Regions from separate parts of the Homo sapiens genome. Here regions 2, 3 and 4 are each linked to region 1. Evidence: chromatin contacts called from ENCODE Hi-C data. All regions are on one chromosome and are shown on one strand. The core of a region is the stretch at or near the end of the contact, and the rest is flanking DNA. Distances in the headings are between cores, read along the strand shown.

Region 1 (2,700 bases), core at 82-2,581:
CCTCAAAGTGCTGGGAATACAGGTGTGAGCCACCAGGCCTCGACTTTTTTTTTTTTTTTGAGACAGTCTCACTCTGTTACCCAGGCTGGAGTGCAATGGCCTGATCTTGGCTCACTGCAACCTCCAGCTCCCGGGTTCAAGTGATTCTCCTGCCTCAGCCTCCCCAGTAGCTAGGATTACAGGCATCCACCACCATGCCCAGCTAATTTTTGTATTTTTAGTAGGGACGGGATTTCGCTATGTTGGCCAGGCTGGTCTCGAACTCCTGACCTCAAGTGATCCACCCGCCTTGGCCTCCCAAAGTGCTGGGATTATAGGCGTGAGCCAGCAGGCCTGGTCTTTTTGTTTGTTTGTTTGTTTTTTGGGACAGTCTCACTGTCACCCAGACTGGAGTGCAATGGCCTGATCTTGGCTCACTGCAACCTCCACCTCCCAGGTTCAAGTGATTCTCCTGCCTCAGCCTCCCCAGTAGCTGGGACTACAGGTGTCCACCACCACACCCAGCTAATTTTTGTGTTTTTAGTAGGGACGGGATTTCGCCATGTTGGCCAGGCTGGTCTCAAACTCCTGACCTGAAGTGATCCACCCGCCTTGGCCTCCCAAAGTGCTGGGACTACAGGCGTGAGCCACCACACCCAGCCTGGCTTGAGGGATTGATTCTACCATGTCTTTTCCCTGAGCAGTGGTTCAATATTCATTCATTCTTTCTCAGTGACAGATCCTTCCCTCTCAACCTCCTCCCACGAGTGACAAGAACCAACCGTTGCTCCTCACAAGCAAGGATACCAGAGCTCGGAAACCTGGTTCTCATTCCTGAAACTGGCCGATCCCCCATGGGATGTTGAGGATATGAGCCTGCAGCGCCCGTGACCAACTGTGAGAGCCGGAATGATCAGTGCCCAAGGTCTGTTCGCTTGTCACAGTCTGGCTGTGTACCAAGAGATGTCGCAATGAGCACAGCTTTAGAGTCTAAAAGGAAACGTGTTCTGTTCTTTCTTTGTTTTGTTTTGTTATTTCAGAAGAAACAGGAATCGGTTCTGGAGCATGCCACGGCTCTTCACTGCTGGTTACAAAATTTAGAAAAATCATTCTCCCTCTTTTCCTCACTCTCAGGGTTCTCTTAAGAGTAGGGCCCCCTGCGAGCCAGTGATAGGGAGGTGGGCGGTTAACGGTGCTGCCCAGAGACACAGCGACGTTACTCCAGTGGGCTCAGCCCTGCACATGAGTGTTCAGACAGTTACAGAGGAAATGTCACAACACACTTCCTTTCCACCTAAGCCTGAGTCGCAACCGTGGTGGTGCGCTGGGAGGTGGAGTTTGCAGAATTTGCATTCGGAGACAGTCGTGCCAGCCGGTGGGCCACCCAGCGAAGCGGCCGCCTTTGCAAGGTTGCTGGACAGATGGAACTGGAAGGGCAGCCGTCTGCCGCCCACGAACACCTTCTCAAGCACTTTGAGTGACCACGGCTTGCAAGCTGGTGGCTGGCCCCCCGAGTCCCGGGCTCTGAGGCACGGCCGTCGACTTAAGCGTTGCATCCTGTTACCTGGAGACCCTCTGAGCTCTCACCTGCTACTTCTGCCGCTGCTTCTGCACAGGTGAGCCGCCGAGCTGGACTTTTATGCTTGTCCTGCACTGTCAAGGGAGAAGACAGGGTCGCTGGGAGGGTCCGTGTACGGTGAGAACATGGGGGAAGACGGTGCAAACTCCATGAGGCGTGTTCTCCTCACGCTAGAGCAGACCAGGAGTGCAAATTTCCTGGGAGGAAGACTTTGCACAGCCGCTTCGTCACTTAGGGGAGAAATGCTCAAATTTTCCAGGGCTGCAAGCCACCCTTCCTTTAATAACTCATTCCATGAACTTTCAGAGGCCGAGGTGGGCGGATCACGAGGTCAGGAGTTCGAGACCATCCTGGCTAACACGGTGAAACCCCGTCTCTACTAAAAATACAAAAATTAGCCAGGCGTGGTGGCAGGTGCCTGTAATCCCAGCACTTTGGGGGACCGAGGTGGGTGGATCATCTGAGGTCAGGAGTTCGAGACCATCCTGGCTAACACGGTGAAACCCCGTCTCTACTAAAAATACAAAAATTAGCTGGGCTTGGTGGTGGGCGCCTGCGGTCCCAGCTACTCGGGAGGCTGAGGCAGGAGAATGGCATGATCCCTGGAGGTGGAGCTTGCAGTGAGCAGAGATCACGCCACTGCACTCCAGCCTGGGCGACAGAGCGAGACTCTGTTTAGAAAAAAAAAAACAAAAAAAAACTCATTCCATGAAATGCGCCTCTCTTGAGGTTAACCTTAGAGAGGGTAAGCAGCTGCGGCTGCTGCACGTAACCCATTTACGCCTGAGATTGCAGTTTTTTCAATGTTTGCAATGAGACCTTGGCGATGACCTTGAGCCGTGGGATATAAATAACTCCCAAATGCTTAGCGTTCCAATAATGGAAGAGTAAGCATAAATTAAACGGGTTTTAAAGCCCTATGGGTGCCTGGATGAGCACGGTGGCCCCTCGTCACCCCCTCGGTGCCAGGGAGACCCCAGACCCGGGTCTCACGGCCACCTCAGACCTCATTTGTACAGGTCCGCTTAGAAACCCCAATTCCTTGGGTCTTGTCAGATCTGTCCCCTAAAAAGCTGAGAAAAGGCAGAGGGAGCTGCTCTGGGAATTTCAGGCCACACACAACAAGGCCTGCTGTGGCGCTT
Region 2 (2,700 bases), core at 190-2,689, 1.1 Mb before region 1:
CAGGAAGTGCTACAATTATCCATATGAACCAGAAAGTGTTACAATGTCCCTGCAAACTAGGAAGTTCTACAATTATCTGAATGAACCAGGAAGTGTTGTAATGTACCTGTGAACCAGGAAGTGCTACTATTATCCATATGAACCAGGAAGTGCTACAATTATCGATATGAACCAGAAAGCGTGGCAATATCCCTATGAACCAGGAAGTGCTACAATTATCTGGATGAACCAGGAAGTGTGGCAATGTCCCTATGAACCAGGAAGTGCTACTATTATCCACATGGACCGGGAAGTGTGGCAATGTCACTATGAACCAGAAAGTGTCACAATTTCCCTATGAACCAGGAAGTGCTACAATTCTCCACATGAACCAGAAAGTGTTACAATGTCCCTGCAAATTAGGAAGTTCTACAATTATCTGAATGAACCAGGAAGTGTTGTAATGTCCCTGTGAACCAGGAAGTGCTATTTTCCATATGAACCAGGAAGTGCTACAATTATCCATATGACCCAGAAAGTGTGGCAATATCCCTATGAACCAGGAAGTGCTACAATTATCTGGATGAACCAGGAAGTGTGGCAATGTCCCTATGAACCAGGAAGTGCTATTATCCACACGGACCAGGAAGTGTGGCAATGTCACTATGAACCAGAAAGTGTCACAATTTCCCTATGAACCAGGAAGTGCTACAATTATCCATATGAACCAGAAAGTGTTACAATGTCCCTGCAAACTAGGAAGTTCTACAATTATCTGAATGAACCAGGAAGTGTTGTAATGTACCTGTGAACCAGGAAGTGCTACTATTATCCTTATGAACCAGGAAGTGTGGCACTATCCCTATGAACCAGGAAGTGCTACAATTATCTGGATGAACCAGGAAGTGTGGCAATGTCCCTATGAACCAGGAAGTGCTACTATTATCCACATGGACCAGGAAGTGTGGCAATGTCACTATGAACCAGGAAGTGTGGCAATATCACTATGAACCAGAAAGTGTCACAATTTACCGATGAACCAGGAAGTGCTACAATTATCTGGATGAACCAGGAAGTGTGGCAATGTCCCTACGAACCAGGAAGTGCTATTATCCACACGGACCGGGAAGTGTGGCAATGTCACTATAAACCAGAAAGTGTCACAATTTCCCTATGAACCAGGAAGTGCTACAATTATCCATATGAACCAGAAAGTGTTACAATGTCCCTGCAAACTAGGAAGTTTTACAATTATCTGAATGAACCAGGAAGTGTTGTAATGTACCTGTGAACCAGGAAGTGCTACTATTATCCATATGAACCAGGAAGTGCTACAATTATCCATATGAACCAGAAAGTGTGGCAATATCCCTATGAACCAGGAAGTGCTACAATTATCTGGATGAACCAGGAAGTGTGGTAAGGTCCCTACGAACCAGGAAGTGCTACTATTATCCACATGGACCAGGAAGTGTGGCAATGTCACTATGAACCAGAAAGTGTCACAATTTCCCTATGAACCAGGAAGTGCTACAATTATCCAGATGAACCAGGAAGTGTGGCAATGTCCCTATGAACCAGGAAGTGCTACAATTATCCCTATGAACCAGACGGTTCCAAATGTCTTTATGAACCAGGAAGTTCTACAATTATCCATATGAACCAGAAAGTGTGGCAGTGTCACTATGAACCAGGAAGTGTCACAATGATCCTAAAAACTAAGAAGTGCTACAATTATCCATATGAACCAGGAAGTATTGCAATGTCCCTGCAAACCAGGAAGTGCTACAATTATCCGTATGAACCAGGAAGTGCTACAATTATCCGTATGTATGAACCCGGAAATGTTACTATGTCCCTATGAACCAGGAAGTGCTATTATCCATATGAACCAGAAAGTGTTACAATGTCCCTGCAAACCAGGAAGTTATACAATTATCAGAATGAACCAGGAAGTGTTGCAATGTCTCTGTGAAACAGGAAGTGTTGCAATGTCCATGTGAACCAGGAATTGCTACTATTATCTATATGAACCAGGAAGTACTAGAGTTATTCGTATGAACCAGAAAGTATTACAATGTCCCTATGAAACAGGAAGTGCTACAATTATCCCTATGAACCAGGAAGTGTTGCAATGTCCCTGGGAATCAGGAAGTGCTAACAATTATGTGTATGAACCAAAAAGCGTTGCAATGTCCCTGTGAACCAGGAAATGCTACAATTACCCATAAGAACCAGGAAGTGTCACAATGTCCCTGTGAACCAGGAAGTGCTACTATTATCCATTTGAACCAGGAAATGTAACAATGTGAGCCAGAAAGTTTTACAATGTCCCTATGAATCAGAAAGCATTACAATCTCCAGATAAACCAGGAAGTGTTATAATGTCCCTCTAAACTAGAAAGTGCTGCAACCTTCCAATGACCCAGGAAGTTCATTTATCATGTCTAGGAAGCAGGAAGTGCTACAACCTCCCCAGTGACCCAGGAAGTTCTCTTACCATCCCCAGGAAACAGGAAGTGCTACAAACTTCGCTAGTGACCCAGGAAGTTTATTTAACATCTCCAGGAAGTTCATTGACCATCTCTAGGAAGCAGGAAGTGCTACAACCTCCCCAGTGACCCAGGATGTTCACTGACCATCTCTAGGAAAGCAGGAAGTGCTACAACCTCCTCAGTGACCCAGGACGTTTATTTACCATCTCCAGGAAGCAGGAAGTAC
Region 3 (2,700 bases), core at 57-2,556, 1.2 Mb before region 1:
GCGATGATCTTGGCTCACTACAACCTCCGCCTCCTGGGTTCAAGCAATTCTCCTGCCTCAGCCTCCTGAGTAGCTGGGACTATAGGCGCCCGCCCATCATGCCCAGCTAATTTTTTGTATTTTTACTAGAGACGGGGTTTCACCATGTTGGCCAGGCTGGTCTTGAACTCCTGACCTCAGGTGATCCACCTGCCTCAGCCTCCCAAAGTGCTAGGATGACAGGCATGAGCCACCGCACCCAGCCAACCTCCTTCTTTTTTAAAGCTGAATACCATTCCATTGTGAATATACCCTATTTTCTTTGTTCATTTAATAGCTTTATTGAGGCATAGTTTACATAGCATGAAAGGCACTTATTCTCACTGTGCAAATGAATGGCTTTTAGTGAATGTACAGAGTTGATATAGCACATTTTCTTTCTGCATTCATCCCTTGATGGGCTCTTCCATTGACTGCATGTCTTGGCTACTCCGAATGGTGCTGCAATAAACATGGGAGGGGAGTGTCTCTTTGACATACTGATTTCCTTTCCTTATCCCAAATAAACATATATATATATACACACATACACATACTATATATATATATAATACACACACATACTATATATACACATACTATATACATACATACTGTATATACACATACTATGTATACACACACTACATATATACACACCATATACATACATACTATATATACTATATATACATACTATATATACGAATTATATATTTATACAAATATATATATACACATATATATATTATATATATATAGACTTGCCCTGACTTGCTGGGAATACCCTGAAGGTTTAGAAGTCATCTCTGGGGCCGGGTGCGGTGGCTCACACCTGTAATCTCAGCACTTTGGGAGGCCAAGGTGAGAGGATCACGAGGTCAGGAGTTCGAGACCAGCCCAACCAACATGGTGAAACCCCGTCTCTACTATAAATACAAAAAAATTGGCCAGGCGTGGTGATATGCGCATGTAATCCCAGCTACTCAGGAGGCTGAGGCAGGAAAATCGCTTGAATCCGGGAAGTAGAGGTTGCAGTGAGCAGAGATCATGCCACTGCACTCCAGCCTGGGTGACAGAGGGAGACTCCATCTCAAAAAAAAAAAAAAAAAAAAAGTCATCTCTACATATCTTCATATGTAGATACATTAGTAGAGGGACTGCTAGATCAATTCGTAACTGTTTCAATTTCCTCAAAACTCTCTTCCCCGGAAATGACAGTGCTTCCTTGAAGGCTTACCTTTGTTAGTGCCTCAGCGGTAGACGTGACTTCTAAACCCTATGGGCATTCCCAGCAAGTCAGGGCAAGTCCCCACCCCCTCCACCCCAACAAAGAGATTCCAAGAGTCCATAATGTATTCTTTAGCAAGAAAGACATTCTCTTTAGAAAGGTAGGAAGACTTAATAATAAGCAGACAGAACTGTCAGAATGTTAAAGAAAAAAAAGCAGCAGCAATGACAAAAAAAAACCCCACACGTGAAAGTAAAGTACAGATATTATTTTAAGTGTAACCCTTCTTATTTCTGTAATTTCACCCTCATAAACAGAAGATGATCATAGACACCGTCACTAAAGAAACAAAACAAAGCAACATAGGACAATCCCCTTAAAGTGACTCATCCTTCCCAAGCTTCAGGAAATACTCAGAAACGGCAGTCAAGGGCGTACGAGACTCGGAAGGTTTCTAAGACCAGAGTCTTGTCTTCTCCCACTCCTCGCTCACAGCAGAACCCAGGAAACTCCAGTGTCAGGAGGTGGCCTCCATTCCCCAGGACACCCCACGGCCGGAACACAGTGGTAAAACTAGAACTCTCCTCCCAGGTTCCACCCCACACCCTGCACTCCCATGCCCAGCTGCCTGACACAGAACACGCAATCCTAGCATGAGGACTGCTATATATTTCCACAGAAAGGGCATGTCAGCTGCAAAATCGCAGGGCACAGGGAAAACACAGTATGATCTCGATGCTTCCCTCACATGGGAAATGTCACATGTGGTACACATTTTTTTTTTCAAAGACCCTCCTGGCTTGCTGGGTTTTTGCATCTGTCCCTGGGCCTCAGGGGGGCCATTTGCCCACCCAGGTGTCCCCAAGCTTCCCCCAACCACCTTCGGGTTTAGGTCCATGCTTCTTGCTGGGCACCTCTGCATTCAACAGCTCTTCATGTGCTCTTTGCAACCAAGCCACATTTTGGATTTTTTCCAATGCAGGGCCTGGGTATACGTGTGCATGTCTATGTACATGCATGTGCGTGTCTATGTACATGCATGTGTGTGTCTATGTTCATGCATGTGCGCGTGTGGATGTGCTCATGTGTACATGTGTATTTCATATACGCGTGCTCATGCATTCATGTGGTTTCTGTGTGTGCACGTGTGTGCTCCTGCACGTATGTGTGGGTGTATGGTGTGGGCACACATGTGCATGCATATATGTATTGCACTGCATGTGTGTGCACACGTGTTTTCATGTGCATTGTGAGTGTGCTGAATGCACACCTGTTTGCATGTGTATATGTGCACAAGTGCACTGCATGAATATATATGTGCATTTGTTCATGTGTCTGCGTGTTTGCCTGTGTGCTTGTGTGCATATGTGTGAGGGTGCTATCTGAGCACACACCTGTGTGCATGCATATATGGGTGTGCATGTGCACTGCAGGAGTATGTGCATGTGCTT
Region 4 (2,700 bases), core at 104-2,603, 1.2 Mb after region 1:
AGCGAGACTCCAACTCAAAAAAAAAATAAAACTAAAAAAAGAGTTATTTTTTTTTTTTTTGAGACAAAGTCTGGCTCTGTCGCCCAGGCTGGAGTGCAATGGTGTGATCTCAGCTCACTGCAACCTCCACCTCCTGGGTTCAAGCAATTCTCCCGCCACAGCCTCCCGAGTAGCTGGGACTACAGGCACACGCTACTATGCCCGGCTAATTTTTCTATTTTTAGTAGAGATGGTGGGGGCGGTTTCACTATGCTGGCCAGGCTGGTCTCGAACTCCTGACTTCGTGATCTGCCCGCTTCAGCCTCCCAAAGTGCCGGGATTACAGACTTGAGCCACCGCGCCCGGCCAAGGGTTACTTATTGAGTCTGGCTCGATTTATGCAGCTCAGAAGTAGGAGAACCTGGCTCATAAAAGACCTTGAAATTACTCTCTAACAGGGTGCAACACCAGGTGAAACCCTATTTTGATAAAAAATGAATAAAAAGCGGGGCAAGATGTAAAGGAAACAGGTGCATGTGTGCCAGACAGATGATAATGCAGTGTTTTTATGGATACTGTTAAAAGCAGAAACAAAAACGACCATTGGGTAAAGTTATTTAACTAATGTCACCTCCCTGGACGTGGATGATTTTTGCAATTTTCAACGCACTTCACGCTCATCCCTGAACACCAACGTTTAAAGGGGTCCAACTCCTCCAACCTGTCTCTACTGTTTGATAAGCAAAGCTAAAGTAAACGGGGCCCTTTGGGTCCCAGGTAGCCCGCTGTTATTGAAAAGTTTGATCTTTTCCTCGCGCGCTCCCGTAGGACGCACGCTCGCTCCCGAGCTCGGCGGGCGCGCACCCCGCATGCTCGCTCGTTCCCGGTGCCTCCCACTGCGCAGGCGCACTCCCGTCCTCCAGCCCCACCCGCTCACACACCTCCCAGCCTCTGGCTTGCGCCCCGCGGGCAGCCATTGCGCACGCTCACCCGACCGGCCTCCCGAACTCCGCTCCTCCACCGCTATGCACGGCGCATGCTCCATGCGGAGGTTCCACCCTCTCCTCGCTCTGGCAGGCACGCATTGCGCATGCTCGCATTTCCGCAGCTCTAGGACTGCCACGCCGCCATGGGCCGCGCCTCTAAAAATCCTAAACGCAGAAAGAGCTCGGGCGGTACGGCCGCCACAGCCCCTCCCTCGTCCTCACCGCAGCCGCTCGGCCCCACCAAAGCCTCCTGCAAAAGCTCCGAGGGCCGCGGGGCGCGCGTGGCTAGCGGCGGCGTCGCCTCGTGATGACATCGTCGCGATGACGCGACGCAGTGACGTGAACGCGGGCGCCCTTGTTTGGGAGCGCGGCCGGCGCGCCCGTTTTGAAGCTGCCCTGAGCAGCGCGGGCCGGACCGCGCCCCCTCCTCGGTCCCCGCGCCCCGCGAGTCCGCGCAGTTCCCGAGGCGCGGGCCCTGTTCCCTGCGCCGCGCCCCCTCAGCGGGCCGTGCTCGCATCACCGAGGTCGGTCCGGGGCGGACCGAAGCCCCCGGGGCGGGGCGGGGCGCGGGCGTCCGGGGGCGCCGCGGGCCCAGCCCCCGCCATGCCGCCCGGCAAAGTGCTGCAGCCGGTCCTGAAGATGAAGGTGGACGAGCTGTTCCTGTACTGGCTCAGCGAGGCCAGCACGCAGCGGATGCTGCAGGACTGCCTGCGCCGGATCAAGGCGCCCGGGCGGGACCAGCCGACCCCGGGGGACGGGGAGCAGCCCGGGGCCTGGCCCACAGCCCCGCTCGCCGCCCCCCGGCCCAGCGGGCTCGAACCCCCGGGAACCCCCGGGCCGGGCCCTGCGCTGCCCCTGGGCGCCGCCTCCAGCCCCAGGAACGCGCCCCACGTTCGAGGCACCCGTAGATCCGCAGGGACGAGAGTAGTAAGTTACTCTTCCTTCTGCTAACAACTGCGCAGGTGGCTCTGGTCGCATAGTGGGCGTGTGGCTGCGCGATGGAGGCTGGTGGGCGAGCGTCAGACCCCAAAACGGTTTCATATTGAGTCTGTTCCCCGCCCCGACCCCCCCCACCACACACATACAGACAAGAAAGTCCCACGTACTGAACATTCCGTCATTGACAGTTGTTAACCTAAAAATCACACAATTTATAAAGGTAGAAAGGCTTCCTATTTTATTTTATTTTATTATTTTAATTTGTTTTAATTTTGAGACAGAGTTTTGCTCTGTTGCCCAGGCTGGAGTACGATGGCGCGATCTTGGCTCACTGCAACCTCTGCCTCCCAGGTTCAAGCGATTCTCCTGCCTCAGGCTCCCGAGGAGCTGGGACTTACAGGCACGTGCCACCACGCCTGGCTGATGTTGTATTTTTAGTAGAGACTGGGTTTCCCCCATGTGGGCCAGGCTGGTCTCGAACTCCTGACCTCAAGTGATCCTCCCGCCTTGGCCTCCCAAAGTGCTGGGATTTCAGACGTGAGTCACTGCGCCTGGTCCGTTTTTTATTTATTTTACAATTCTTTGGAGACAGGGTCTTGCTCTGTCTCCTAGGCTGGAGTGCAGTGGCGCAAACACAGTTGGACTTCCTGCCTCAGCCTCCCCAGTAGCTGGGATTACAGGCGTGCACCATCACGCCAGGCTAATTTTTGTTTATTTATTTATTTATTTATTTTTGCAGAGACGAGGTCTTGCTATGTTACCTAGAGTGCTCTGGAATTCCTGGGTCCAAGCAATC

Evidence for each region. A loop is a pair of places that touch in the nucleus more often than their neighbours do. Pooled maps may share reads with other maps.
Region 2: a map of CD4-positive, alpha-beta memory T cell shows a loop between it and region 1 (5-fold over the local background). The contact joins the enhancer-like site here to the promoter of P2RY8 in region 1. A Hi-C loop is called at or near these places in 1 of 168 maps with a recorded cell type or tissue (CD4-positive, alpha-beta memory T cell), 4 of 37 single-sample maps with no recorded cell type and 8 of 50 pooled maps.
Region 3: a loop to region 1 is called in a pooled map, with 6 times the contacts of the local background. The contact joins the enhancer-like site here to the promoter of P2RY8 in region 1. A Hi-C loop is called at or near these places in 3 of 37 single-sample maps with no recorded cell type and 9 of 50 pooled maps.
Region 4: a pooled map shows a loop between it and region 1 (7-fold over the local background). The contact joins the promoter of PPP2R3B here to the promoter of P2RY8 in region 1. A Hi-C loop is called at or near these places in 2 of 37 single-sample maps with no recorded cell type and 5 of 50 pooled maps.

The regions. Positions count from the first base shown.
Region 1 is chrX:1,535,816-1,538,515 of GRCh38, reverse strand. It overlaps P2RY8 (P2Y receptor family member 8), which reads left to right and starts at 1,331. Exons shown (of 2, transcript NM_178129.5): 1 at 1,331-1,595.
Region 2 is chrX:2,628,895-2,631,594 of GRCh38, reverse strand. It overlaps the pseudogene CD99P1. Among named protein-coding and RNA genes, the nearest start is that of LINC00102, 15 kb to the right of the region's middle. Within about 2 kb of position 1,439, at least 11 of the 41 ENCODE cell types and tissues checked have a DNase peak (open chromatin) inside an H3K27ac peak, as active enhancers do.
Region 3 is chrX:2,709,302-2,712,001 of GRCh38, reverse strand. The region is part of intron 1 of CD99 (CD99 molecule (Xg blood group)); the gene reads right to left. Among named protein-coding and RNA genes, the nearest start is that of CD99, 19 kb to the right of the region's middle. Within about 2 kb of position 1,306, at least 17 of the 41 ENCODE cell types and tissues checked have a DNase peak (open chromatin) inside an H3K27ac peak, as active enhancers do.
Region 4 is chrX:385,560-388,259 of GRCh38, reverse strand. It overlaps PPP2R3B (protein phosphatase 2 regulatory subunit B''beta), which reads left to right and starts at 1,353. Exons shown (of 13, transcript NM_013239.5): 1 at 1,353-1,892. The coding sequence starts at 1,569.